Regions from separate parts of the Mus musculus genome. Here regions 2, 3, 4, 5, 6 and 7 are each linked to region 1. Evidence: chromatin loops called from intact Hi-C (ENCODE). Cell type or tissue: heart. All regions are shown on one strand.

Evidence for each region. Hi-C counts contacts between places; a loop is a spot of excess contacts. Peaks named below come from ENCODE experiments on the same cell type or tissue, not always from the same donor. Only the 100,000 strongest peaks of a DNase experiment are listed, where the experiment ranks them.
Region 2: a loop joins it to region 1, with 5 times the contacts of the local background. A loop is called at or near these places in 29 of 42 quality-filtered maps.
Region 3: it touches region 1 in a loop (2.6-fold over the local background); 15 of 42 quality-filtered maps call a loop at or near these places.
Region 4: a loop joins it to region 1, with 9 times the contacts of the local background. A loop is called at or near these places in 15 of 42 quality-filtered maps.
Region 5: a loop joins it to region 1, with 9 times the contacts of the local background. A loop is called at or near these places in 25 of 42 quality-filtered maps.
Region 6: it touches region 1 in a loop (7-fold over the local background); 7 of 42 quality-filtered maps call a loop at or near these places.
Region 7: it touches region 1 in a loop (2.2-fold over the local background); 4 of 42 quality-filtered maps call a loop at or near these places.

The regions. Positions count from the first base shown.
Region 1 is chr15:78,255,592-78,259,591 of GRCm38, forward strand. Ncf4 (neutrophil cytosolic factor 4) reads left to right here. Exons shown (of 10, transcript NM_008677.2): 7 at 340-438. Among named protein-coding and RNA genes, the nearest start is that of Ncf4, 13 kb to the left of the region's middle. In heart, a CTCF peak has its summit at 2,037 (motif pointing right); DNase peaks (open chromatin) are centred at 1,920, 1,970 and 2,840; H3K27ac peaks cover 1,043 bases; H3K27me3 peaks cover 430 bases.
Region 2 is chr15:78,319,402-78,323,401 of GRCm38, forward strand. No RefSeq gene overlaps it. Among named protein-coding and RNA genes, the nearest start is that of Csf2rb, 4.6 kb to the right of the region's middle. In heart, a CTCF peak has its summit at 1,609 (motif pointing left); a DNase peak (open chromatin) is centred at 1,660; H3K27ac peaks cover 995 bases.
Region 3 is chr15:78,433,073-78,437,072 of GRCm38, forward strand. It overlaps Kctd17 (potassium channel tetramerisation domain containing 17), which reads left to right. Exons shown (of 8, transcript NM_001289671.1): 3 at 1-4; 4 at 843-938; 5 at 2,513-2,638. Among named protein-coding and RNA genes, the nearest start is that of Kctd17, 6.5 kb to the left of the region's middle. In heart, CTCF peaks have their summits at 1,923 (motif pointing left) and 3,949; DNase peaks (open chromatin) are centred at 2,049, 2,809 and 3,489; H3K4me3 peaks cover 644 bases; H3K27ac peaks cover 1,423 bases; H3K27me3 peaks cover 1,625 bases.
Region 4 is chr15:78,421,254-78,425,253 of GRCm38, forward strand. Gm36644 (a long non-coding RNA gene) reads right to left here and starts at 3,446. Exons shown (of 2, transcript XR_001781711.2): 1 at 2,719-3,446. Gm41355 (a long non-coding RNA gene) reads left to right here and starts at 1,015. Exons shown (of 3, transcript XR_875463.3): 1 at 1,015-1,191; 2 at 1,385-1,473; 3 at 3,390-3,478. In heart, a CTCF peak has its summit at 1,528 (motif pointing left); DNase peaks (open chromatin) are centred at 1,498 and 3,355; H3K4me3 peaks cover 189 bases; H3K27ac peaks cover 413 bases; H3K27me3 peaks cover 2,671 bases.
Region 5 is chr15:78,338,590-78,342,589 of GRCm38, forward strand. Csf2rb (colony stimulating factor 2 receptor, beta, low-affinity (granulocyte-macrophage)) reads left to right here. Exons shown (of 14, transcript NM_007780.4): 4 at 213-400; 5 at 1,855-2,012; 6 at 2,091-2,259; 7 at 2,749-2,884; 8 at 3,005-3,165. Among named protein-coding and RNA genes, the nearest start is that of Mir7676-2, 8.0 kb to the right of the region's middle. In heart, a CTCF peak has its summit at 1,665 (motif pointing left); DNase peaks (open chromatin) are centred at 1,232 and 1,642; H3K27me3 peaks cover 521 bases.
Region 6 is chr15:78,366,980-78,370,979 of GRCm38, forward strand. No RefSeq gene overlaps it. Among named protein-coding and RNA genes, the nearest start is that of Mir7676-2, 20 kb to the left of the region's middle. In heart, a CTCF peak has its summit at 2,045 (motif pointing left); a DNase peak (open chromatin) is centred at 2,252; H3K27me3 peaks cover 3,061 bases.
Region 7 is chr15:78,530,824-78,534,823 of GRCm38, forward strand. It overlaps a transcript of C1qtnf6 not described here. Among named protein-coding and RNA genes, the nearest start is that of C1qtnf6, 3.2 kb to the left of the region's middle. In heart, a CTCF peak has its summit at 1,550 (motif pointing left); DNase peaks (open chromatin) are centred at 68, 558 and 1,378; H3K4me3 peaks cover 998 bases; H3K27ac peaks cover 1,862 bases.

The DNA of each region.
Region 1 (4,000 bases):
GGGTGCACAGCATGAAATGCCATGGCAAAGAACAGTGGGATGGATGCAGGAGGGCTGTAACCCATAGGGAGGCCAGCGAGGCGGGGGAGCAGGGCAAGCTAGGCACAGAGTTTGGATTCCCCCCTTCCAAATGTGAACCCTACCTGCTCTGAAAGGACCACCCACTTTGTAGTTGGGGGAGAGTAGGGTTTTAATCGAAGTCCTCTGCAAACAGAGGGGCTGTATCAGCACCCTTCCAAACCCTCAGTTTCCTTACCTACAGAGAGGGACACCACAGTGGTCAAGCCCTTCAAAGACTCAGCGTTCTCTCTGTCTCAGCAATGCTGTCCCTCTCCTCAGGCCTTGTTTGACTTCACTGGGAACAGCAAATTGGAGCTAAGTTTCAAAGCTGGAGATGTGATCTTCCTTCTCAGTAAGATCAACAAAGACTGGCTGGAGGTAAGCTGGGGAGAGGGGTTCAGAATCAGGAAGACTAACTAGAGGCAAGAAGGAGGGTGATGGCAGAGTACATGGATGATGGGGTGGAAGTGGAATTGGAGGTGAGGGTGGAGGTCAGATGGAGATGAGATTGGAGGAAGGGCTGAGGTGGAGGTGGAAGTGGAGATGAAGGTGGAGAGAGGTTGGATGTAAAGTTAGTGATGAGAATGGAGGTGAAGGTGGCAATGAAGGTGGAGGTGAGGATGGAAGTAAGACTGGAGTTAATGATGGGAACAAGGCTGGGGTTGATGATGGGGTAAGGGTGGGGGATGGTGGTAAGGATGGGGGTGAGGATGGAGGTGAGGATGGGGGTGAGGATAGAGGTGAGGATGAGGTGAGGATGGAGGTGAGGATGGGGTGAGGATGGAGGTGAGGATGGGGGTGAGGATGGAGGTGAGGATGGAGGTGAGGATGGGGGTGAGGATGGAGGTGAGGATGGGGGTGAGGATGGAGGTGAGGATGGAGGTGAGGATGGGGGTGAGGATGGGGGTGAGGATGGAGGTGAGGATGGAGGTGAGGATGGGGGTGAGGATGGAGGTGAGGATGGAGGTGAGGATGGGGGTGAGGATAGAGGTGAGGATGAGGTGAGGATGGAGGTGAGGATGGGGTGAGGATGGAGGTGAGGATGGGGGTGAGGATGGAGGTGAGGATGGAGGTGAGGATGGGGGTGAGGATGGAGGTGAGGATGGGGTGAGGATGGAGGTGAAGATGGGTTGAAGTTGGGGTTGAGGATGGAGGTGAGGATGGGGGTGAGGATGGGGGTGAGGATGGAGGTGAGGATGGGGGTGAGGATGGAGGTGAGGATGGAGATGAGGATGGGGGTGAGGATGGGGGTGAGGATGGGGGTGAGGATGGGGGTGAGGATGGGGGTGAGGATGGAGGTGAGGATGGGGGTGAGGATGGAGGTGAGGATGGAGGTGAGGATGGAGGTGAGGATGGAGGTGAGGATGGGGGTGAGGATGTGGGTGAGGATGGAGGTGAAGATGTGGGTGAAGATGGAGGTGAGGATATAGGTGAAGATGGGGTTGAAGTTAGGGATGAGGATGGAGGTGAGTCTGAGGTGAGGGATGAGGCAAAGGCAGAGGCAAGGTTAGAAGAAAGGTATTTTTGAGTGTTTTACAGGCAGACACCATGAGAGATCTGGGGAAGCCCAAGGATAGAAGTCCTCTGTTACAGTCCTGGAGGTCCTGGCAGGGTTGGGTGACCTGTGGGGTGTCCTGTTTTTGATCCAGATGTGTTGGTGAAGCAGAACATTCATGCCACAGCATATGTGAGGGAACAGCTTGCAGAAGTTGACCCTCTCCTGTCAGGCTGGTTGTGGAAGTGAAACTAGGGTTGTCAGACATGGTAGCACCCTCTTTATCCCCTGAGCCATTTCACAGCCTCCTCCCCCCACCCCTGCCATTCTCTTTAATTTCTTGATCACTAACAAGGCTTCTAGGAACTGACACTCTTTGGGGGTGGGGTGGGGTCGTGGAGACAGATAATTCCTGGGAAAGGGCAGGCTATTTAGGGAAGGAAAGGCAGTCAGGGTGTTTAGCAGTACCCTGGTCTTCCCACTAGGTGTCACCAGTGCACCTGGTCACAGCAATCACATAGGTTTCTCCAGGTTTGCTTTGTGGGGGTCAGACTTTCTCCACTGAGAGAAGTGAAGGCTCATATGTAATAATGTTACTTCCCTAACCAGCAGCAAGGATGACTGATTAAGAGTGGGTGTCCGTGCCTGAGGCAGCTCGGTAGAGGAGCTCTCACCTAGTGTGCAAGGCTCTGGGTCCCACTCACCATACTGTGAGACAACAGAAGATCTAATGCATTTCTAGCTGTCCTTGTGTACCTCAGGAGGTTGCTTAACCCCGTGGTTTCCTTTCCTGTGAATGATGAAAACAGTTTCTTCAGTGGTTCCCGTCAGGGACAAGGGAGAGGCGGATGTCCTCCAGGCCTTGGCCCCAGAGAGTCTAGGTGCCTCGTTCCCACTGCATGTGAGGGGACTGGGAAGTCTTGAATGTGACCCTGAAGCTGGGCCCCCTTGGGTGTTTCTTTGCTCCACACTGACAGGGAATGACTGTGCCAGGTCCCTGGGTCTGGTCATCTCTATCATAATATTGTCACCGTTGGACATTCTCTGGCCCTCACTGTGTCTGAAGGAGGCAGGGTTCCCGGTATCCTGAGGCTGGGCAGGAGTGGGAGTGGCAGGTGTAGGGATATAACACTTTGAGCTTCTGCCTCCTTGTGCACTGGGTCTCAGAAGCCATGTCCACCCGAGCAGTGACTGTTGTGACCACCACTGTCATAAGAGGAACTGTTGACCGCTTTACTGTCTTCTGGAAAGTCTTACTGTCTAGTGTGTCGTCACTGGCAGACCTCAGGCTGCAGGAAGGGCCTCTGTGGCGTAGGAAGAGGAAGGAGCCTCAGTCTGCGAGGCAGCGGGAAGAGGATGTGATTCCTGGGGCTGCGGAGATCAATCAGGCAGCAAACAGGACCTGAGCTCAATCCCAGAGCCCACACACTAAAAAGTCAGCCATGGTGGCTTGTGCTTATCATCTAGCTCTGGGGGAGACAGAGACAGAGACAAGCCCTGGGACTTGCTGTCCAGCCGCAAACCAGCTACAAATTGGCCAAGTTCCAGCTTGCTTTCTGTCCCTGTGATAAACACCAAGGCCAGAGGCAACTTGGGGACAAGAGGGTTTACTTGGTTAAGTTATAACGTTTCCATCCCTGAGCGAAGTCAGGACAAGAAATAACCTGGAGGCAGAAATGAAGCTGAGGCCATGGAGGGGTGCTGCTTACTGGCTTACTCTCCATGGCTTGTTCAGACTGCTTTCTTGTACAACCTGGGACCACCTACTCAGGGGTGCCCCCATACAGTGGGCTGGGCCCCCCACATCAATCGTTAATAATAATAATAATAGTAATAGTAATAATACTCCAAGGACTCTCCCACAGGCCAATCTAATGAAGACATTTTCTCAGCTGAGGTTCCCTCTTTCTAGACAACTCTCTTTGTGTCAGCTTAACAGAAACCAGTCAGTACGGATGAGTCCCAGGTCAATGAAAGACCCTGTTTCTTTTTATTATTATTATTAGGTATTTTATTTATTTACATTTCCAGTGCTATCCCAAAAGTCCCCCATACCCTCCCCCACCCACTCCCCTACCCACCCACTCCCACTTCTTGGCCCTGGCGTTCCCCTATATTGAGTCATATAAAGTTTACACGACCAATGGGCCTCTCTTTCCACTGATGGCCGACTAGGCCATCTTCTGATATATATTGGATGGATCCCAGGGCCCCCAATGGAGGAGCTAGAGAAAATACCCAAGGGGCTAAAGGGATCCCTATAGGTGGAACAACAATATGAACTAACCAAGACCCTGTTTCAAATAGGAAAAAAATGTAGATAAAGACTGGAGTGACATCTGAAGTAATCCTCTAGACTACATATGTACACATACACAGACACATGTATGTACACACTCACATAAATGCACACACATGCTCACATGCACATCTGCATATGCATTC
Region 2 (4,000 bases), 64 kb after region 1:
TAAGTCAAGTAATCCATTTTCTGCCTTTTGGTGTGTTTAAAAGCACAGGGGGTCAGAGAGTGTTTAAAACACAAAAGGGGTCATTAATCCTTGCTGGATTAAACAGTCTGTTACTACCAGAAGGAAACACTTCAATCAGAAAGCAAGCAGGGCTGCTGGGGAAGCCATGACTGCTGCCCCAGGAGGCCCTGCTCCAGGCCTGGCAGCTTCAGGATACTCTCATTAACTTTTGCATATTCCATGTGGAGACAGGGATGGATTCTGAGTTCAAGCCTGCTGGTTTTCAAGTCTCAAAGCAATAAGCAGCCCACCTGAAAACACACAAGACTCTGTGAAGTTCCTCGTTCTCAGGGCTCAGAGATGTGAGTCTCTAGTTTAGGAAGGCTTAGAGCTTGTTCAAACTGCAGCCTAGAGCTGTAGCCATTCTGCCTTTAAATGCCTGGAGCCACAGTCTCCTTTTTGTCAAAACCTAGAGCTACAAGCCCAGCCTGTAAGCCACTTGTATTCAGAGCTCAGGACTGCAAAGGCTAAGGAGGCTGAGCCTTGCCCACTTGTAGTGTTTACCTGAATAGAAAAAATCTTCATTGGTACACATAGAAGGTCCCTGTGAGACCAGAAGGAAGGTTTTCCAGGTTCATCTGCTTATCTGTTCTGGCTTCATGGTTTTATATCATCGACAATTCTATATCTTCAGGGGGATGATTTTCCAGTTCCAATATTTCACTTTCATGTCACTTCCTAGGTGTGGACTGGATGTCCCCACAGGAAGGCCTGAGTTTGAGACACATCTTTCCTTGCCCAAGAAAAGGGGGTCCCAGTTGTAAGGAGCTCAGCTGAGCTCCCAACAGTTGTAGTGTCTAAGGGAAATGGAAAGGACAAAGGCATTCTTCTGCAACACTTGCTGGGTTCAAAAAAGCAGGAGCCCGGCCCAGAGGACGCAGCCATTGCTCTACTGTTTCCCCTGAGGAAGGTAGACAGAGGGTCAGATGGGTCAGCACATACATGACCCTCTCTATTGTTGAGAGAACCCAGAACAAAAGTTCTGGCAGTCTGGGGAGGCTCTGGAAAGGACTGGGAAGGCATGGGGTGAAGGTTACAACTGGAAAGAGGATATGTGTTGTCAAGGACTTTCTCTTTCTCCTTGGGGACCTCACCTGAGGTGCACCATTAAAGACCGCAGCCCAAGTTGTCAGAGAGGGATCCAGGCATAGGACAGTTGGCCAGGAACACAAAGATGTAGAGAACCAAGACAGTCTGGTGTACCCAGTCCTTGATGTCAGTGCCCCTCAGAAACTTAAGGTTAGACCTTGAGTGGAAGTCAGTCTTCCTGCATACACCTACCAGGCAAACTTTGGAAAGAATCCTAGGCTTAGGAACTGCATAGATTTTGACCATAACCCAGCTCCTTACTAAGGTGAGTCCCTTGGTGGGCAGTGTGGTTAGGCTTTTCCTGGGGCAGAAATTGAAGCTTCAAACTCTCTGGTCACAGAAATCCTTGCCAGGCAGAAAGATCTGTACTGTGCAGGTCTCTTAAGCAGGAAACCCACAGAGGAGCCAAGCTGACAGTGCACACTCCTCGCTGAAGCTCTTCTCCACCGGGCCACCTAGTGGCCAGCCCTTGATTGCAGCCCCTTCCTGAAGTCACAGCCCCTCCCAGGACAAGAGGGGAAGTTCAGGGAAGCAGGCCCAGAAAGACATTCTTCAAGCCTGCCCTGTCCAGCCCAAGGCAATCCCCTCCTGACCTTGCCACAGCAGAAAGAGACATCACCTTGGGATTTAGCACCCGAGAGAAATCGGGGTCAGAAGCTTCTCTCCAGCAAATCCAGCCAGGGACTTCCCTGTCAGGGTGGAGCATTGCAAGCTCTGCCTGGACAGCTGTGGTCTTCCTTGCAGGGGGAGAAGAAGGGGGTGAAAAGAGGGGGAGAGAGAGAGAGAAAGAGAGAGGGGAGGGGAGGGGAGGGGAAGGGAACGGAGGAGAGGGACAGAGACACACAGAGAGACAGAGACACAAGATAAGAACAACAAAAAGACCCTACCAGGCTAGGCTTGGCTTCCCCAGCTGTCATGGATCCAATGTCTCCTGACTGCTGTGCTCTCCCTCTGCCTTACTAAACAATCAGAAAATAAAAACTTTGGCCTTCCTTTGGAGAGCTCTTTTCCCAGGGATGTTCCAGAGAGCAGATTCCCATCTCTCCCTGTTAACTGCTCAGCATGCTGCTGCAGAGGCTCTGCTGTGGTGTGTGAGAAGTTCCCAACCTGGTGGATGTGACAGAGACTCGGAGGTCTCAAGTATAAGATCTCCCATGGGTGCTCCCTCGGAGGGCTTTAAAGTGAGCATGTTTGACAATTAGATTATTCCAGGATGGAGAGCAGTGGCCCTCTGTCAACTGCATGAAAGGCAATGTGGAACATCCCAGGAGCAAACATTGGGTCAACAGCTGTTCACTGACAAATGTCTCTACAAAGAAGCACGCCATCGTGCCTGTCTCTGCACAGCGTTAAGAGACACCCTCCACATCATTGTGACAGAATTCTTAACTGTCAGAGGATGAGTTGGTATCTTGTTTAAGGGACTTCCTTCTTGATTTTTTGGTTGCTCATTGGCCAAGTCCATAGGGCCAGGTCTGAATGACAGCCCAGGCTGCCTCCAGCTGTCACAGAACAGTTTGGGCATAGCTATCTTTTGTCACCCACCACACCACCAAATTCACTGAAAGTGAGGAGCAGAGCAGGTTTGGAAAAGCCTGGGATGGAGAGATCTGGGATGCTCTCCTCCTCCAAAACAAGCTGTGTGAGTTGCGGCTTTGTTTTGTTTTGTTTTGTTTTTCCATTTACAATGTTCATAAATGTGGCGACTTAATTGGCAAAGATGAAAACGTCTTCGGTGTCTATACCGTTGTTGAGTACAGGGAATTGATTCTACACTAGTCCATAACTAGCTGGTGCTTGAGTTGTATCAAGGGACAGTGAAGTTAGAGGTCCAAACTCGGAGCTTGGGTCTTAGGAAAGCCAGACTTGCCAACCAACTGTGGACTATATCACTCTATAACAGTGTGTTGGCCAGCCCAGGAATCCTGTTAGTGAGACACGTTTGTCACATACCTAGGACTGCCAGGAGCATCAAAGCCACTGGGAGCTTTGATTGATCCACAGGCATCTGTCCTGCCCCATGTGAGCACAGTGCTGTGTGTGGTACCTGTGTCCTGGGTGTGTTTAGACCTGTGACAGCTGGAATAAGCTTGATCCTGGCAGCAAGCGCTGAGCTGCAGCAAACATGCTTTCCTCAGAATAGAAGGAGCATCATGCCTGCCCTTTGCCCTCAATGGTAAGCTTTGTTCCTTCCTGCCATTAAGACTTGAAAAGCTGTGTCCTAGACACTGAGGGGTAAGAGCTAAGGAAGGGCTGTATGCCTGATTCTGAAGAGTCATGAATGAGCATATCGGTGTATGTGACTTATTGTGAATTTATTCATGGTGGGACAAGTACCGTGGTCAAAGCAACATAGGTGAGGAAAAGACCTATTTCAGGTCACAGCCCACCATGGAGGGGAAGTCGGGGCAGGAACTCAAGCAGAAGTGTGAGCCATGAACCGTGGCAGGACACTGTGTGCTGGCTGGTTCGTAGGTTCATGCTTATGTAACTATCTTATACAGCTCAAGATCACATACCTAGGGAATGGTACCGCCCACAGTAGGCGGGGCCCTCCTACATCAATAAGCAATCAAGACAACTTCTGTGGTTGCTCATGCCTTTTGGAGGCACAGGCAAGCTGATCTCTGTGAGTTTGAGGCCATCCAGGGCTGCATAGGGAGATGCTATCTCAAGCCAAGAAACAGTCAAGACAACCCCATCTGATCTGGACAAGTCCTCACTTGAGACTGCTTTCTTAGGAGACTCTAGGCTGGTCGAGTTGCTAGTTAAGCTGACTAAGACGTGAGGGAATATATGGAAACATATTTAAAACTTCACTTGTATAAATTATGGTAGAGTTAATATGTAT
Region 3 (4,000 bases), 180 kb after region 1:
CCAGGTTTGGAGAGAGGAAGCAGGGCCAGTGGAGGGAGGGGGAGGGGATGAAGGGAGGGGGAGGGGGAGGGGAATGATGGGTGAGGGAGAGGCCGAGCTGCCTGACAAGGGAGGCCTCCCAGACTGCTTAGCACAGCCCCAGCCTGGCTCTACACTGCTGGGGTTTTACCTCTGCCTGGCTTCTGCTGTGTGTGACCAAGGGTTATCATGCCCTTGTCTTCCTCTATGGGAAGCAGAGATGCTCAGAGTTGCCTAGCTACCCATGCTCACAAGATGGTATCAGTAGCAGCCCAGCCCCCCACACACACCCGGCCACACAGCATGGGTAAATATCCACTTCATGGAATCAGGCCATCCCCGGGTAGGTACTCACTCAGGGCTAGCATTTCAGAGCTCAGGCCTCAGGCCTTTGAGGGATGGGGTGAGACATCACCTCCCAGCCACGGGGACTAAGGAGGTGAGGGCCTGACTCCACTGATAACCCAGAATGTCTCCTGTCTTCAATCTTGTGCCACCCATATTCCACACGTGGCTCTGCCACCCTTGAACTGGTGACCCTAGGCATGTCCCTGAACCTTTCTGAGACTCTCAGTATAAAATTTTGTAATCCGTAAGGGTCTCAGAAGGAGTGAGTCCCGTACGCGAAGCATCTGGCACATAGTAGGTGTTCAGGGCATGGTTCCCATACGCGAAGCATCTGGCACATAGTAGGTGTTCAGAGCATGGTTCCCTCCTTTCCCATCTAACGTTCCTGCCCTCCCTCTATGTTATGGGCTGGGGAAGGAGCAGCCGAGTGCCTGGTGACCTTGGACATGCCCTCCATGTGAGCGTCTTACCCACAGGTGCCACCTAAGCATGTATACCGAGTGCTGCAGTGCCAAGAGGAGGAGCTCACACAGATGGTATCCACTATGTCCGACGGCTGGCGCTTCGAGCAGGTGGGCTGGGCACAAGGGACACCCTAAGCCTGTCCTTTCTAGCCTCCAGCCCCTCCCCAAGCCCTGTGGTCCTCGAGTGGGACTAAGCAAGACTACAAAAGTACCTGCTGGTCACAGGTGGGCTGGGAAGGAACGAGGCAGGGAACCCTTGCTACTGGGCATCCTGGTCACTGGGGATCTGCACAGCAGCCAGTCTCTGGTCCTCAGGGACAGCTCAGGTGTAGGAGATCAGAACCAGAGTTGAGTAGATTTCCTGTCATGCCCCAGGCCTGACCTCCAGGGTCTCATGACACAACCTGCATAGGGCTAAACATCCCTCTTTCCTGGAAGCCCCAGGTGGTGGCTTCCCACGTGTGACTAGCCAGGCCCCCAGGCCATATGTAGGGCACCATGGGAGAGTACTGTTATCAGCCACGCTATGCATCTTAGGATACTAGGGGCGCAGAGGCCCAATATGAACTCAAGTTCTAAACAGCCTTGAGAGTGAGAGAAGAGTTGAGCTAGCCCACAATGTACCTAGCTTGCCAACTTCTACTGCATGGAAACTGGAAAAGGCTGGCCTTCCAGGATAGCCATTATAAGGAAGACCAACCAGCCAACTGGGACGGGAGGATACCCTCTCTTCCAGCGCTGCCCTCTTGTCAGTCCTCTGACTGCTCCTCCCCCAGCCTCTGCAGCCTGGGATGTGAGCTCACCGGTACCTCCTTTATAAGGCCTTTGTGACAGTGAGAAGAGCCATCAGGAAAGGTTCTAGTTTGGGACAGGACTCTACCCATCAGCACCAGTGTCACACCATTCAAAGAGGCCACATCCACAGTCCAGACATGGAGCCAGGAAGTCAGTGTCACCCTCAGTTGCATAGTCTCGAAACACCTAGAAATGATGTGTGTGAGTCTGTAAGACTCCAGGGAAGAAGTGGTGGGCTCTGGAACTTGGTCCCTAGCCTGCCTCTTGCCACTGGGGTCCTCTGATAGTCTACTGTCTCTCCTGCCCTCTGCTGGCAGAGAGGGTAATGTTTTTCTTTGCCCGCTGAGTTGGTCCCAAGAACTCGCATCTCTTCACAGTTTTGTCAGAAGGGCCATACAGACAGGACACCGTTGAACAAAGGAGGCCTTTGATCTGAGAAGCGAGATGGGGGGAGGGGGAGAGGCACTGAGCAGTTGCTCTAAGAGACTAGGCCAGCAGGTCAGGGGCCACCAGTCTGGGTCCTGTAGCCTGGGGAGTTGGCTGCTTCTTCTGGAAATAAAAGGAATATTCCATAGGCTCTGCTCTGCCAACCCTAGCCTGCAAGCCTAGTCCTGAAGCTGCTGCAGCAATGTCAGGGTGAGGGGGGCCCCACTTGTTTCAGGAAGTGGCACCCGGTTGTAGGGTATAGCTGGGGGGGGGTGATACTACTCTCTGTTTCGGGGTCAGGTTCAGCCATGCTTGGGGAGGTGTGGGTGGAGACCAAGGAGCCTGCCTTCCTAGGCTCTGTGCCTCTGGGAGACCAGGAGCTTCCTGCACAGGCTGGTGCCTGTGTCTCTCCTGCCCCCCACCCCACCCTTCATCCCCGTCCTATTGGTGTCTCACTCCAGCTGGTGAACATCGGCTCCTCCTACAACTATGGGAGTGAGGACCAGGCCGAGTTCCTGTGTGTGGTGTCTAAGGAGCTCCACAGCTCCCCACACGGCCTGAGCTCCGAGTCCACTCGCAAGGCCAAGGTGAGTCCCTGCCCTGTGCGAAGAAGGCACCCCCCTCCCCCATTCTGCTGCTTCCTCCTCCCTCCTGCCACACCCACATAACACTCATGGTCATGGTCACAGCCAACACCATCCATCCCACGCCACCACAGTCCAGTCAGCTCACACCCTTGGCCCAGGCTGGGGAGCAGACAGGCAGGACCATTGCAAGGCTCCAGACAGAGCGAGCTTGATGCTGCTTTTCAATCACGTGGCATCAAAAGGGGTCACGTGGGCAGCTGTTGAGGCACGAAGTAGAGCACACTGAAGCAGGGGCACACTGTGGCATGCCGCTGTATATGACCTCCGGCAGGTCTCTCTTCTCGCATCTTTTGCTGGATTCTCTGTGAAGGGAGTGGTGGGTCACACGCTCTGGTGATTCCAGGCTGGAACTCCTGGGTTCCCATAGGTTGCTGTATTTCCCAGGGACTGGTGACCGCCTGGTCACTCATCAGCCTAGGTCAAGATATCCTAGCCTTCTCCAGGCTTTTTGGGTAGCCTGCTTGAAAGGTGTCAGGAGCCCTCTGGGCTCCGGCCTAGGCAGCCAGTTCCCAAGAGCACAATTGACGGGCAGCCCGTGGGAGGAATTGAGTAGGGTCCTGCCCTCTTGGGCCTGCGGTAGGGCCATCAAAGAAGAAGGCATGCTTCAGGTTGGGAAGGTGGGAGCTATGCCCATGTGCTGGAGTCGTAGGAACTCCGGCTCCCTGTGTGTTCCTCTTCCCACTCCCCAAGCCAGTGGCTGGCTCCTCCCTGCAAGAATGCAGGGTGCCCTGCTGCACTGACCCCCTCCCTGTGTCACCAACCTGGCCCAGGCTGCCAGACACTGTTGCTGGCATCTAGATCTGGCTGGTGACTGCCCTGGGACAACCTTGGCTTCCTGCTCTGGACCCATCCTTCCAAAGTAAGGCCTTTCCAGGAGCCGGCGGGCTCCTCTTCCAGCCGTCCCCTTAGCCGGCTCTCTAACAGCAGCCTGGCTGGGCTCTAAGCCTTCCCTCTGGGCTAGGGAAGACCCACCAACTGCTTTGGCTGCAGCCCTCCCTCTCCCAGAGGTCCCTTTCATCCTGCCTGCCCCTCAGTCCTGAGGTCGGGGGTCCCTGCGGACAGCCGCCCGCAGCCCCGCCCCCTCGTCAGTGTCTCCACTCTCTCTTCCCTGGTCGGCGGCGGGTGCACAGAGCACGGACGAGCAGCTGGAGGAGCAGCGGCGGCAGGAGGTGGAGGAGGTGGAGGTGGCCCAGGTGCAGGTGGAGGCGGATGCCCAGGAGAAAGGTGCAGCCCGCCCCCAAGAGGACGATTGCTAATGACAGCCCGGGCCTCCCGCCCTCTCCCTGCTGGAGCAGCTGCCGC
Region 4 (4,000 bases), 170 kb after region 1:
AAGGCAGAGATGGGGGGCAGGGAGATGGACAAAGGTAATGAAGCATTGATATTTAGGGATTTGGGGGTGGGGGTAATTTTTGTGACATTTCTTTAAGCCTGAAGATGAAATGCTTTTGGTTTGTTGTTATTTTTTGGTTTTTGTTTTGGTTGTTGCTGTTGTGATTGTGGTAGTGGTTGTGATTGTGGTAGTGGTTGTGGTTCATACAGCTTGTTTGAGTCCATCTCGCTGGGACTGCTAACTGGACCCACATTCTGAAAACAAGGTACAGAGAAAATTGTTCTCATAATAAAAGTGGTCATAATAAAATAATAAAAGTATAATAAAAAATAATAAAAGTGGTTAAGGATTCAGCTTAAAAGCCCAGCACAGAGACAGACAGAAGGAACACCCAGAACCGCTGGAGGACAGACAGCCATTACACTGCGGCTGTGATCTGAAATACACTTGAGTCTATTTCACTCTCTGATCAAAGGGGCTTCCTGCAGACCTGGACTGAGTGCTGTGTCCTGGATACAACAGGCTCACAGAATGTGGGTTGGGGGAAGGTTGTTAAAGATGGCAGACCGAACAAGTCAGAAGAGACGCTGGGGGGACGGGGGCTGCAGACTGTCTATAGGTGTTCCTGGAGCTAGCTAAGATGATGAAGGGATGGATTCTCCAAGGGAGCTTTGTAAATAAGGGCTCTGCTTCAGGTGAGACTCAATGGTTCTCACCTTTCCTAATGCTGTGACCCTTTAATACAGTTCCTTATGTTGTGGTGACCTCCCAACCTTTACATTATTTTTTCAGCTGCTCCATACTGTAACTTTGTTACTATATGAATCGTAATGTAAATATCTGTGTTTTCCAACGGTCTTGGGTGACCTATGAGAAAGGGTTGCTTGACAACCCCTTGAGGGGTTCAGGATAAGAACCACTGCTCTACAGTGTAGATCTTTGAGCAGCATCCAAGGACCAATCAGAGGACGTGCTTCCCTGGAAGGGCACTGCAGTGAGCCACTCCCAGTAGTGAGGGCTCCAAAGAATGCCCCTCAAGTCCCACCCCACTACCCACCAGAAAACAAAACTAGCCAGCTTGAGTCACATGTTCTGGTCACAAGAAAGTCCCACCAGAAGAAGCTTTGCCCTTCTGTTCTGCTTGAATCTTTAGCTGACAGCAGGAGCTGACTCTGTAGAAAGAGGTCACAGGTGAGTCCTGGGCCAGGACAGAGCAGGACCTTCCCTCTGGATCCTCCCTTGACAGCCGCCAGCCACAGCTACCAGCTGGACTGGGATTAAAGTGATCACTCACATCTGCCTGGGGGCGGGGGGTGGGGGTGGCCAGAGCTGGGATTCAGAGGGATGCGTGTTGTGACGGTGAGAAGAGACAAACAATTCGCAGGTCAGAGACTCGGTCCACGAGCCCTGCTTCTGAAAACCCAACCACCTAGAGCACAGCGAAACTGCAAACTGGAACAGGTGGGCTGGTTGGTAAGTGTGGTTTCCTTCTCCTCAAGACAGAGGAGCCTAATGCGCGCCCCCTGCTGGCTGAAGGGAGCAGCTTCCAGGCCCAGGCCGTCCCATTGGCGCCCCGTTACTTCTGCATCACCAAGTATGTCTCTGAGAAATGTGAGCAGACAGACCTTTGTTCTTTCCTTCCTTCCTTCCTTCCTTCCTTCCTTCCTTCCTTCCTTCCTTCCTTCCTTCCTTCCTTCCTTTCTTCCTTCCTTCCTTCCATCCTTTTTCCTTCCTTCCTTCCTTCCTTCCTTCTTCCTTCTTCCTTCCTTCCTTCCATCCTTCTTCCTTCCTTCCATCCTTCTTCCTTCCTCCATCCTTCTTCCTTCCTTCCATCCTTCTTCCTTCCTTCCATCCTTCTTCCTTCCTTCTTCCTTCCTTCCTTCCATCCTTCTTCCTTCCTTCCATCCTCTTCCTTCCTTCCTTCCATCCTTCTTCCTTCCATCCTTCTTCCTTCCTTTCTTCCTTCATTCCTTCTTCCTTCCTTCCTTCCATCCTTCTTCCTCCCTCCCTTCCTTCCTTCCTTCTTTCCTTCCTTCCTTCCTTCCATCCTTCTTCCACCCCCCCTCCCTCCCTTCCTTCCTTCCTTCCATCCTTCTTCCTTCCTTCCTTCCTTCTTTCCTTCCTTCCTCTTCTGCCTCCTTTCTTTCCATTTTTCCTGGCTGACCTGGAACTAGCTATATACACACCAGGCTGGCCTCAAACTCACAGAGATCCCCTTGCCTCTGCCTCCTGAGTACTGGGATTAAATGCATATGGCACCAAGTCTGGCCTCAGACTGCCCTTTCACAACACAAGTGGAGTTGTACAGGCTTCCCATGGAGTGAGAGACAGTTATGGACCCTTCCTGTGAGCTCAAGGGGAGGGTGGAGGACTCACCTAATTAACCTACCTACCTATCACTTACCTATCTATCTACCTACTCACCTACCTATCAGATATCTATTTATCTACCTATTTTTGAGACAGGGTCTCAGCAACCCAGGCTGACCTCAAACTTCCTATATAATCAGAACAACCTTTAACGCATGATCTTCCTGCTCTCACCTCCCAAGTTTTAGGATTAAAGGTGTACAGCCCCACCCTGATGTAGGCTTAGATTTTTTCAAAACCTACTTTTAATAAGGGTTCTCAAATGCTTCAACCCTTCCCCCCCCCCTTTCTAGCCCACCATCCAAAGGTCGGGGAGAAAAGATGGTAAACAGGACAAGGGACACAGACCTGTTTAGAAGTAGTTTGGGGGCGGGGGGAGTCCAATCTCCACTTGTCAGCAGTCCAGTTCAGTAGTGTCAGGGTAGCAAACCTGCGAGATCCAGCAGAAACCGCCAGGCCACGCAAGCTTCCTGTCACTGTCCATTGAGTCTCTCTTAAACTCTCTCCAAATATCACATGTCCATCACCTGTCCTCCCACAGGTCTCTCCTCAGCAAACCCTGTGAGTCTGCATCACATGACACAACCAGAAACTTTCACTTCACCTGGGCTTTCTCCAAAACCAAATCCTGAGACGGGATTGGTGAAAATCTGCTAAAATTCTAGAACATTCCAGGTTACAAAAAAAAAAAAGAAAAAAGAAATTGGTGACACGGTTGTTAGGAACACTCAGGCCTGTGAGTCTGTTCTCCCCACACACCCAAGATGTTGATTTGACCTAGGCTCAGTATACCATAGCTGTTCAGTGATGGGAGCCAACATTCGCTACCTGTAAGGACACTGGGAAGTTGGAAGGTCTGACGGGGCTGCAGACCTAGCTACTCAGATGTCATGAGTAGAGGACCACGGGGCAGATTTGGACCCTGGACTTGTGAAGCATGTTGCTAAGTAAGAATAGCTCCTTTGGCCAGGTAGCCACGCATGTGCTCTCTGAACCTCTTGATCCCGTTCTCTCCTCAGGTTAACACAAGGATAAGCAGCAGAGCCCGCCCCCAAGCGGGGGCGGAACTGACTGTAACAGGAGGAACCAAACAAGGACTTGAAGCTAACTGGGATGTTCTGACATTCTGAACTCGGAGGTGGGGAGAACGGAATGATTGACAGCTTCATCACAGAACTGCCAGCAGAGATGACGCAAGCCACTCAGAGGCTGGGTCCTGCTGAACCGAGAAAGCTCAAACCAGGATAGCCCACAAACGATGTGCTCAGATGAGAACCCAGGGTTGTCCGGAGTCCCTCTGAAACAGCGACTTGAGGGTCACTTTAAGCAATGTCCGCCACCCTGCCCTGGAGCATTTAGGGGTGGCCTCTCTTTCTGCCTTCCCTTCCAACCCCAGCAGGGAGTATGGGTGGTAGGATGGTTCATCCATGGCTAATGAAGCAGCCTTTGACTCAAGAACCAATCTTGATAGAAGAGCCTGCTGGCTGCATAAAAGCTGGTAGTCCCTGGCCTCTGTGTAGGTAGCACTATGAGTGCCCATCTCCAGTCCTTGCATCCTGACTGACTGCTTCCTCCCAGACACTGTTGGTCTCATCTTATAGGTGCAGGAATAAGGTTCAGAGGGTATAAG
Region 5 (4,000 bases), 83 kb after region 1:
GTGTGTGTGTCTGTTTCTGTGACTCTCTGTGTGCTTGTATATATGCTGTGTGTGTCTCTGTGCTCATGTGAGTCTCAGTCTCTGTATTTCTGCATGTTTCTTTGTATGTATATGCATGAGTGTTTGTGTGTGTGTGTGTGTTGCTCATTGCCAGACACTGCCCTTGGATAAAAGCAGGGACATAGTAGAAACTAATGAATGCTCCCTAACAGAAAACAGCCAGTGTCCTGTGAGCTCAGTGAGGAACTCATGTGGTCAGAGTGCCCGTCATCCCACCGCTGTGTGCCCAGAAGATGTGTCATCCCCTATACACGATTTTCCATCACAAACGAAGACTACTACTCCTTCCGGCCAGATAGTGATCTGGGCATCCAGCTCATGGTGCCACTTGCCCAGAATGGTGAGGAGCGGAGGTCCTGCCTAGGCAGTGGGTGCAAGAGTGGGCAGGATACTGGGATGGGCTAGAGTGAGGTTCTCCCAGAATTAGGGACCATGTCTTGGGGTTGGAAGAGATGTGATGTGGGGACTCTGCCCAAGGATGATCCTGTTCCAGCTGCTTCTGCCACCTATCAAGCCACAAAGCTTCCTCCACAGGAAGAGCTGTGCCTGTGCCTCCTATAGGACTTTCCAGGTGACAGAACTCTGCTCTCTCTTGCTTTCGCCCATGGCTGCAACACCTTGCCCTATTGCAGAGGTCCTCTGATTTTTGTGGAGCAGAGATGACCACAATAGGTCACATTGTCAGGCTCTTTCCATGCTTCTGACCCAGAGCCAGGGTCTGCGCCACCCTCTCTGGACCACCGAGTGTGCAGGCAGCAGGCCCACAAGGCCCATTGTCACAGCATGACCTTAAGTGGGGCCAAAAATCATCTGTGTGGTTCTCTTGGGGACTGTAGCCGACATGTCACCCACACTGCAGAATAATGGGAAAACCATGGCTTGTATTGTTCTTCTAAGCCCCAGCTTAGATGTCAGACTCTCAGGGGAACACTGTGAGTCCTCTTTGCCCGCCAACAATGTTAGATTGAATGCTCTCATCACATCATTGCTGCTGGTGTCTGAAAGAGTCCCTGCCCCTGGGGCTCAGAGGTGCAGACTGAAGGGTTAGGCATCAGCTGCCACATCCAGGGATGGAAAGCAAAGGGCTCTGGCAATCAGGAAGGGCTTCCCAGAAGGAAGGAAGGAGCTCTGCAGCCAAGTCCTTGCTCTGGGAGGATCACAGAGCCAGAAGCAATTCTTAGCCAGGAAACCACGTGTGCAAAGGGGGCTTGCAGGGGGAGATCTGAGGGAGTGGGGCATGCTGGGTACACCAGGCATGTGCACTGTGTTCCAGGAAGCATCGAGTTCCAAAGGCTAGACAATGGCAGGGAAATCATGGGATACAGACAGCTGCATCTCTAGCCTTGAACTAGGGAAGGGGGGACAGGGAAAAGAAACCCTTAGCCTGATGTGACAAGACAGACATGGGGTTACAATGAGCTGCAGTGGGACAAGAAGAAGGATAAAGGCTTCTGTCTGGGAACTGGAGTCCAAGAAAGTCATCAGGGCGGTCCTACACTTATGCAGGGCAAGGACAGTCAGTGATAGGCACTTGAACTGTGAGGAGGCTGTGTGGCAGGAGAAGAGGCTCCCTGGCTCACAGCACCGTCTGCTGGTCAGAAAGCATCAGTGCACAGCAGGGCAGGAGGAGGCCCCACTGAGGAGAATGTAGGGCAGAATTACTGTCAAATCTGCAGTTTGCAGGTTTCAGGCCTGAAGCTGAATGGTGTGAGCCAAAGTGGCACCCAGATCACCAGGCCACCCGCAGCTCCCTCGGTGTGCAACCCGATTAACCCTCTGCTTCCCTCTCTATAGTGCAGCCACCACTTCCCAAGAACGTCAGCATCAGCTCCTCTGAGGATCGTTTCCTGCTGGAGTGGAGTGTGTCCCTTGGGGATGCCCAGGTCTCCTGGCTTTCATCAAAGGACATAGAGTTTGAGGTGGCTTATAAGCGGCTTCAGGACTCCTGGGAGGTAGGACCCTGAGCCGTCTGTGTCCACCCTTGGGTGATGGCATGTCAGGTTCCTCCTTCAGCTCCCATATCTCCACAGGATGCCTACAGTCTCCACACTAGCAAATTTCAGGTGAATTTCGAGCCAAAGCTATTCCTACCCAACAGCATCTATGCTGCCCGTGTGCGCACTCGGCTGTCCCCGGGTTCAAGCTTGTCTGGGAGACCCAGCAGATGGAGCCCAGAGGTTCACTGGGACTCCCAGCCAGGTAATGGAGCTGGGAGGACATGCCCCTTTTAGGAGACTAGAAGTGGGGACAGTCTAGGTCCGAGTAAGGCTCCAGGATCTGCCCTACCTCGACATTGGAGCCTCCCACCAGCCCTGTGTCCCCCGTAGTCTCTCTGGGCCACTCTGTGTCACACACTCTTGGCTCTCTGGCAGCAAACATGTTCTGTTAATGACCTCAATAGCAGCAGCAGAGGCCCATGTGTTTACAAGCGCTGGGCTGTGTGTAGGGTCACCTGAGTCCCTGAGTTCATTCAAACACTCAATATTTAGAGCTGGCTCCTCCCTCACGATGGCGCAGACGTACTGGATTCTTCCCTAGCTGGGGACACACAGCAGGCAGGCTCAGAGCACAGTGGGCTGATGGTCACAGCCAGGTCTGCTGCCCTCAAGGATCTCCTCTGTGTGATTAACCTCGTGCCCCAACCATTGAGGGAGGGTGGACTGACTGAATGAGGGTATGTTGCCACAGGGGACAAGGCCCAGCCACAGAACCTTCAATGCTTCTTTGATGGGATCCAGTCCCTCCACTGCTCCTGGGAGGTGTGGACCCAGACGACTGGCTCTGTTTCCTTTGGGCTCTTCTATCGCCCCAGCCCTGTAGCTCCGTGAGTGTCCCCTGTCCATCTTGCCTTGTTTCTTCTTATCCCCAGGACCATACCTCTTTGAGGTCTTAGATGGATCTGACATTCCCCCAACCCTGCTCTCAGCTCAACTTATTTCCCTAGGGAGGAGAAATGCTCTCCGGTGGTGAAGGAGCCGCCGGGGGCCAGTGTCTACACCCGCTACCATTGCAGTCTACCTGTGCCTGAGCCCAGTGCACACAGCCAGTACACAGTCTCTGTTAAGCACCTGGAACAAGGGAAGTTCATCATGAGCTATAACCACAGTGAGTGTGCCTGCCTCTGTCTGAGTTCCCAGTACTATAGGGGTCCATTGAGTTATGCCAATAAATACAAGAGCCTCTTAGGCATCTTTGCTTTTGCCACTTTCAAAGAATTGCAGATTTTTCACTCAAAGTGATAAAAATAACTATTTTTGGATTAGGTGTATGTCCCAATGGGTGAAAGCCATTGATGAACTGGCTTGAGGACGTGAGTTCAAATTCCAGCACCCACATAAAAAAAAATTGAGCGTGATCATATCCAACTGTCAAGAGACAGGGGGATAGTTGGGGCTTTCTCGATACTCACCAGATCTGGGTTCAGTGCAAGATCCTGTCTTAAGAACACAGAAAGAAGACAAAAGCCATCCTTCTCTGGCTTCTGCATGCCTGTGTTTAGACCCTGTCTTAGGGTTTTACTGCTGTGAACAGACATCATGACCAAGGCAAATCTTATAAAAACAACATTTAATTGGGGATGGCTTATAGATTCAGAGCTTCAGTCCATTATCATCAAGGTGGGAGCATGGCAGCATCCAGGCTGGCATGGTTCAGGCAAAACCTAGAGTTCCACAGATTCATCTAAAGGCTGCTAGCAGAACACTGAGTTCCAGGCGGCTAGGATGAGGTTCTTAAAGCCCACACCTAGAGTGACACACCTACCCCAGCAAGGCCACACCTAATAGTGCTTCTCCCTAGTGCAAGCATATACAAACCATCACAGTCTCCCATACCCCCATGGAGGCATATGCAACAGAGTGAGAGATAGAGACAGAGAGATGGAAAGAGACATTGAAAGAAAGTTTATTCTAATATGTTTCTACTGTCTTCAAGGACAGGG
Region 6 (4,000 bases), 110 kb after region 1:
TCTGCCATTTGGAGAGACAGGGAAAGAGAACACTTGAGAGCACACAGACACGCATGCGCGAGAAGCACCCACACACATAAAGATAAACACATTTCTAAATTTAAAAGGTAAAAGCTAAGCAAGAATCTTTCTGATGTTTTCAGTTTAATGCTCAGTTTGATTCCCTGACATCTTGGAAGCTTTCTTAGCGGGGGAAACTGCTGGGCTCCCCAGAACACCACGTGACTTGGACACACACCCTTGAGAGGTGAATGTCCTTAGCCAGGGCTCATTAAAGCAGCGGCTCTCAACCTTCTTGATGCTGTGACCCTTCAATACTGTCCCTCATGTTGCGACCCTCAACCATAAAATTATTTTTGTTGCTGTTTCATAACTGTAATCTTGCTACTGTTATAAATTGTAATGTAAATATCTGCGGTTTATGGCAGCCTTAGGTGATCCCTATGAAAGGGTCATTTGACCCCAAAAGGGTCACAACCTACAGGTCGAGGGCTACTGCTCTAGAAAGACAAGCAAATAGAAAAGAAGGAGAGGAAATGGTGTCTGGGGGATTACTTTACGTGATTATGGACCCTGCAAAGCCTCAGCGGGCTCTCTTCAAGCTGGAGACACTGGGATTTCCTATCTTGGCTCAATACACATTTAAACACGTCCTGTAATGTTCAATCTAGACTCACAGGCTGGGACTAGGAGGTCTATTCCTATAAATCCTGCAGTTGGGACTGAAGGGGTTTTTGTAAAGGTGTGGTATCTCAGGGCAGCAGAAAGAGTGTCCCTGCTCCAGGAGAGGGAAAGATGTCTGTCCTCTGCCTTTTGTTCTTCTATCTGGGGTTCCAGCCTATTGGATGGTGGCTGCCCACAAGGGTGGATCATCCCAGACTCAATCCACTGACACGACAGTCTCCTCTGGAAACCCCCTCCCAGATACACCAGAAATGAAGCTTCCTAGATGGTCCCCAGTCCAGCCACATTGACACCATGGCAAGTATGGCTTTTAATATCTCCCAAGAGTGATGAGAACAACTCATCTGTGCCCACACATCAGCTGCAGGTGCCTTCTGAGAGAGATGGCTACTCCTTCCCTCTGCCTGTTAAGTCTGAGTCAAAAGCAGCCCACAGGGGAACGAGACAGGCCTCTAAGGAAGAGACTGTGAGAAACCTCTGCCATCTGGAAGAGATCTCAGAAGGGAACCTCGGTCATCCCTAGTGGACATTCAAACCTGGATAGAGAGGAGGTCTGTGTGGAGATCTCAACAGAACAGTGCCTGAGGAGTGGGGAGAGTTTCAAGGACTTGGGCCTTTCTCCTGGTTTCTAACTTGAATCCTGAATTGGGGCCTGGGGGAGGGGGTGCCCACCAAATCCCAAAGATGTGGTGGAAAGAAAGATAGAAAAAGCCAAAGGCATTTTTAAAACCACATATGGTCCGGAGAGATGGCTTGTGGGTAAAGCACTTCCTGCTGCTGAAGAGGACCTACATTTAGTTCCCTGTACACAGCTACCTGAGACACCAGCTTGAAGGGGTCTGACCTTCTTTTAGCCTCCAGAGGCACCAGCGTTCACATGCACAAATGCCACCTCCCATGCACACACATGCACATACATACATCTGTGTGTATGTGTTCTGTTTTCTAAAATAAAATGTGTTGCGTTTGTAATCAGATTTGTTTGTTTGTTTGTTTGTTTGAAGACAAGGGTCTCACTACAAAACCCTGGATGTCCTAGAACTCTCTATGCAGACCAGGGCTGGCCTTGAAATCACAGAAATCAGTCTGTCTGCCTCTCAAGAGCTAGAGCTAAAGGTGTGGCACCACTATCCATGACTTGTAATTAGATTTTTTAAAGAAAGCTATTAAAGATTCCTTGGTAGAAGAATGGATCAGGTAATTCCCTCTAGGGCAGTTACTTTGGTAAACCTCAAGCTTTCGGGGGCAGGGAGTGGGGGACAGTGGATCCTGGGGCCACCTCAAACCCCTATCTGAGGGGCCAGTTTTCTCCCCTCTGCAGCCCACTGAGGTTTGATCGGAATGGTGCTGCCACCTAGAGGTCAGCACCCTGCATTACTTCAACTCTGCGGCGTCAGACCCTCCCGCTGCAGATCTCTGAAGCCTTTGAAGTCTGGTGGTCAAGACAAGGAAAGAGCAAGCAGAATGAGCTGTGCGGGTGCATCTATGCAGAGCTCAGGGCCAAACGGAAACTCGGACCTCTTGTGCAAACATTGCAAGGAATTGCAAAACCCTAACTGTAGATAGAACATTAAACCTAGTGTGGACAGGTCCAGAGGTGGTGAGTTATCTCAACCGATTGCTCACAGTCAGTTAAAGATAGAACTCCATGTTCTACCCTCCCCCTTTTAACTAGTGCACTTGGTTAGTCTAAAAAGAAGAGGAGGAGGAGGGGGGATGAGGAGGAAGAGGAGGAAAAAGTAGTGTGAGGCTGTCCCTTCTTGCACACTTGTATTTGGGTGGACGCTAACAATGAATGCCTCTGTTGTGTTAATATCCAGATGTGAACAGACACACATGTTGGTGTACATGCCACAGTATTGCACACCTGTTTGTAAGAGCCACTATACCTCTGTTTAGCTACCGCAGCGACAGTGTGTATATATGTCCCTGTGTGCCACATAGTGCTCGTGATGAGAGCAAGCCTCAGTGTTCTGGAATGTAGGTCCTATGTCTCTGACTGGGACAGCTGGGGGACAGCAAGACACAGAAGTGCCATTATCTGCACTCAGACAAGTGGAACTTTGGCATGGCCTCTGGCAGCATGAGAGTGTATTCCCAGCAAGCCCAAATTCCAACTAAACAGCCAGTCCAAGGCAGATCCATGCTACTGGGGGCTGAGCATCTTACTCCAGCCAACACCGGGCACATGCTCCTGACCTCTTTTCCAGAGCCTTAGCTGACAAGGCTTGAATTGGACATTCCTTCCTTTGTCCCTCCCAGCTGGGCATGGACCAACTGCTATTCAGAGGGTCCAAGAACCTGAAAGCCATTCCTTTGAAATAGAACCAACAGAAACAGAACCACAGCTTCATAGCAGCCAGCAAATACAGATGACCTGACCACATTTGTCCCCAGAGTCCCCACTCTCCCCTTCTATACCCCCATTCATCCATTCAAAGGTCCAGCCAATCAAAAGGAGAAGTGAGTCACTTCCTCCCCTTTGTCAGTAATATTAAATCAAAAGGCCAGGAGGCCATTGTTTTTTGCCTCAATGGATCAAGCTGGTAGGTACAATGAACTCATCATACCAAAGTCCCAGGGCACCAGGTATGATGGCTAATCTTGACAACTTGACTGCATCTAAGATCGCCATGGAAATGAACCTATGAGCGTGTCAATGAGAGATGATCTAGATTGGGGTGATCAATGTATGAAGACTAATTAGCAGTGGTACCATCCTATAGGCTGGGGCCGTGGCCTGAATAAACAGGAGAGAGTACACTAAGCACTCACACTCAGCTCTGCTTCCTTCCCTGGGACTCTCAACAATTGGATTATGGCCACCCACAGAGGTGGACCTTCCCCAACCGCTTCCTGCCTGTGGATGCACTGTGGACAGCTGCCTCCTGCTCTGCATGCAGGTTTCCCTGGTCATGCTGGACTGTGCTCCCTGGAACTGTAAGCCCATGGAAACACTTCCTCTTGAGTTGTGGTCCAGGATTTTGTCACAGCACCAGACAAGTCACTACAAATCGTTCCTCTGACCTTAAGGAACAGCTACACTTCCAAGGCAGGATAGTGGGGCTCTCTCTGACTTAACCCTGAGCACAGCAAGGTCTCCTGAAGTCATCTGGGGGGCGGCCCAGGACTTTTTATGCTTTCCTATCTCCCCTGCAAGTGAAATAAGTCACTTTCTTTCTTTCTTTCTTTCTTTCTTTCTTTCTTTCTTTCTTTCTTTCTTTCTTCCTTCCTTCCTTCCTTTCTTTCTTTCTTTCTTTCTTTTTGTTTTTTTGTTTTTTGTTGTTGTTGTCTTTCAAGACAAGGTTTCTCTGTG
Region 7 (4,000 bases), 280 kb after region 1:
GCCAGATTCTTCTAGTCTGGTGCTGCCTCCCAAAATGACTTGGAGTTCTCAGGTCCAGTCAGGAATACATTGGCAGAAGAAAGCAGAGAGGGGGATGATAGCCCTATAAGGGCCACCACAAAGCTCACACTGGCATGGCTCTGTGTGGCCCTGCCGGAGCAGCATTCTTGAGGCACAGAGCCAGACCTGCAGAGAGGCTACCCGCTTCAAGCTGCAGCCACCAGAGCAAAGGGCTGAGTCAGCGGCCCCGGGGGTGGGAACAGCACCAGGCAGTCTCAGATCTCTGGGAAGAAGGCCGGGAAGATGGATGAAAGAAAAGATGGACGGTCAGGGAGAAGCAGGCGAAGGGCACAGTAGTGCAGAAGGCTGTGTGCCTAGCACTGTGCACCCCACTACACTCCGCACCGAACTATACAGGGACAAGGCTGCTCATCCGGCCCTAGCAAACCAGAGGCTGCCGGCTACTGACCTCAGACACGAGGGCGTCCAGGCACATCAGGTAGACTTGAGACATGAAGTCCAGCTCTGGAGTAACAGACAGACTATGGCTCTGTCCCATGTCTTCTTTCTAACTTCATGACATTGGGTAAGTCCCTAATTCCCCGAGTCTTTGGAGGGGAAGCAGGGGCGGGGCTGATATGAAGGTTTCTCTGTGTAGTCCTGGCTGTCCTGGAACTCACTCTCTAGACCAGGCTGGCCATGAACTCATAGAGTTCTGACCACCTCGGCTTCCCCAGTGGTGGGATTAAAGGTGTGCTTGACATTTCTCTGGGTCTTAATAACCCTGGGCCGAACGATCTTGAAGAGTCCAGGATTGTATGAGTGTCTGGGAACAGCCAACCAAAGGGTATCTTGCTACTTTGGTTAAGCCCAGTATGCAGAGGTGTGCACCCACTTTTCTCCGCACACCCACCAGTGGATACCTTCTTATACTCTTTCACAGCCTTTGCCAGTAAATGTATACCCGGACACAAAAAGCCAGAACCAGGTCTAAGGCCAGAGTCCTACAATATAAGTGTTTGTTTCTCTGCTCATTCCTGCCCTTTCTCCCAGGAGGCAGGACAATGACTTACTGACGCCAGAAGGCAGCCCTGTGTAAACTGTGAATGGTAAATCACAGTTGGAGTTCAAGGTCATTACCGAGTTAAGGTCTAAACAGATAGGTAGGAGGTCGCCATCTCCTGGAGGGAGTCAGCGCGCGCCCCAGCACCCAGCACCAGTACCTCAGCAGGCAGTCCAAGCCTGGCTGGGGAGCAGAGTGTATTCCTCCAATCCTCAGCACCCCAGAAAGTAGGCAGAGTTCCAGGGCCCAAACCGTGGAAGCCTAGTAAGGGGAGGAGCCGAGCATATCCGAAAAGCGCTAGAATCTATTCCAGCCGAGCAAACCGAACAGAATTGAATCCAGCCGAGTACGGCCGAGAAGAACCGAATGGAGACGATTTTTTCCGAGCCTTAAAGAACAGTCGGGTCCAGCCGGGTAGTTCCGATTGTGGCCGAATAAAGCCGAATCTGAGCAAAGAGGAGGAGCTGGTGCTCTGAGGTCCAGCGGCGCCCCCTGGCGGACACAGAAAGAACTGGGTTGACCTGAATGGGAGTCATTGTATCACCTTGCTGTCTGATGGAGTTGTGAAGTGCACTTCAGGAATGAGAAAACCGAGGCTCCACCAGGACCTGAGGTTGGCTCATGGGCACTCTGAGCTAGGAAGTGAATGATCTGGGGTTCCCCTGATTGCGTGTGGCCAAGAACACCCGTGCCACTGCCCACACATAAGTCAGGTCGTGTTTGTCCATTTGTTACAGCCAGAGCCTACAGAGAACTCCCTTTTAGAGAGTAGACAGAACTCAGACATAACCATAGCCTCACAGATGGAGAAACCAAGCAGGCTCTGCAAGTGTTGACCGAGGGCGGCGGAGCGGCAGTTCCCATGAGCAAATATTGACACATTTCCTGATCATTAAAGCAGAAAGTCCGACTGAAAGAGGACATTCTGTCCCTTCTCTGTAAAGCTTTGAAGCCTCCTGCTTCCACCCCAGGTCTTAGTCTCCTCACCTGAAACAGGATGGTAACAAAGGATGTGGCCGGGATCCCAGGTCTCTGGGTCCCTATGGGGCATGAGGTGTGGCTGGGCACTCCTTGGAATGAGTGAGAATGGGAAGCTGTCTGTATGTGTGTACATACTCCAGATTCACCCACACTGTACAGTGCCCTGAAGTGCCTGTCCAGGGCTGCAGGGCTTGGGACCTTAGGCCTCCAGGAAGCAACTGAGGCCATGTGGTCTGACTGTATATACTTCCAGGGGCATTGAAGGAGCTGACACTGGTAATCTCAGAGCACCCAACCCCCCAGCATCACCCTATCCACCTAGGAGGAGGCTGAGGCAGGAGGATGGCCCTAAACCAGAGCTGGGAAAATAATGTTCTTAGTCATCTTTCTTGTTCTTAGTTGTCTTTCTGGTCCTGATATTGGGCAACGACTGTAACAGCCCAGATTACCCCAGGAGGTCTTACACGTCTGTCCTGTAGACACTTCTAAAAATGCTTAAGCAGCACCTGTGGGCAGCAAACGTTGGCTCACTTACAACCTGAGCACTTCCTTGACCCAGTGAGGAAGAAGCCAAGGCAGGGAGAGGTTGATCTATGGACTCAAAGTCAGGAGGTTAGTAAACGGATGGGTTGGGACTAAACCATAAGGAGTCTGAGTCTATAGTGTCTACAGAGTGACATTCTGCCGTCCCTTCCTTGGCTCCTAGAGAAGCCATCTGGCCTCTGGGTTCAGCCTTTGGCAGCTAATGGCACCCATTCACCATGTGTTGCATGACGGATGAGCAGGTTGGTCGGTCAGATCTCGGGAACCGAGCCGGAGGAGCCACTAACACCCTATGGCATGTAGGCAGTGGTCTTAGTGAGAGACACAGCCAGAGCTTCAGAAACAAAGATTATTGTGTCGCCAGGAGCAGTGGTTCATGCCGGGGGTGGGGGGTTGGGGGTGGGGGAGTGGCACTTGGGAGGCCAGTCTACAGAGTAAGACTCTGCCATGAAAGAGAAAACAAGGGCTGGAGAGATGACTTAGTTGGGAAAGTGCCTGCTTGCCTTGCAAGAGTGAGGCCCTGAGTTCGGATGCCCAGTAGCCTACATTAAAAAGCAGCTCATGGTCACCTGTATCTCTAGTCTGGCATTGGGCTTAGTGAGAGATCCTGTCTGAAAGATAAACTGAGAGAGATTGGGGAAGACACCCAACACAGGCCTGCATATATGCATGCCTTAGCACACACATACACACACACATGCACACACACACCACACACACTGACACACACACACTGATACACACATGGATGGACACAAGCCACACATACAGACACACATACCACACAGAGAGACATAGACATACACACATTGACACACACATACCACACACACTGACACACACACTGATACACAAATACCCACTACACACAGACACACACCCAAGCACGCACGTGAATTTATTGTGACCATGCTGGAGTCCAAACTCCAGGAGCAAGGCATCTCCCTTGTAGCTTTTCTGAGCACCATGGGTCTGTTTTAAGGCTCCCTCTGTCATTTGGAAGGTTACCAGCACCCTCAGCATCCCTGGGCTTGGAGGAAGAATCATCAGCTTGGTCTTTGTTGGGGGGAGGGGAATACTGGGTTTTTAAGGCAGGGTCTCACTACATAGTACAAACTGGCCTTGAGTACAGGTAGTCCTGGAATCACAGGTGTGTGCCACCCCACCACCTTGTCCTTACCTCTATGTTGCTCTTGTTTGTATCTGTCCAAATCTCTTTTCCTGGGGACACACACTGTAGTGAGTCTACCCTATATGAATGTGGACTTCCTTCCCTACTTATATCTGCAATGACCTTGTTTCCAAAAGAAAGAGAAACAGGTTAAGATTTCAATACAGGAACTGGGGGGAACGCAATCCAGCCCCTCACAGGCGCTAACTCTCCAGGGCACCGTGACTTTACAGCCTGTGCCT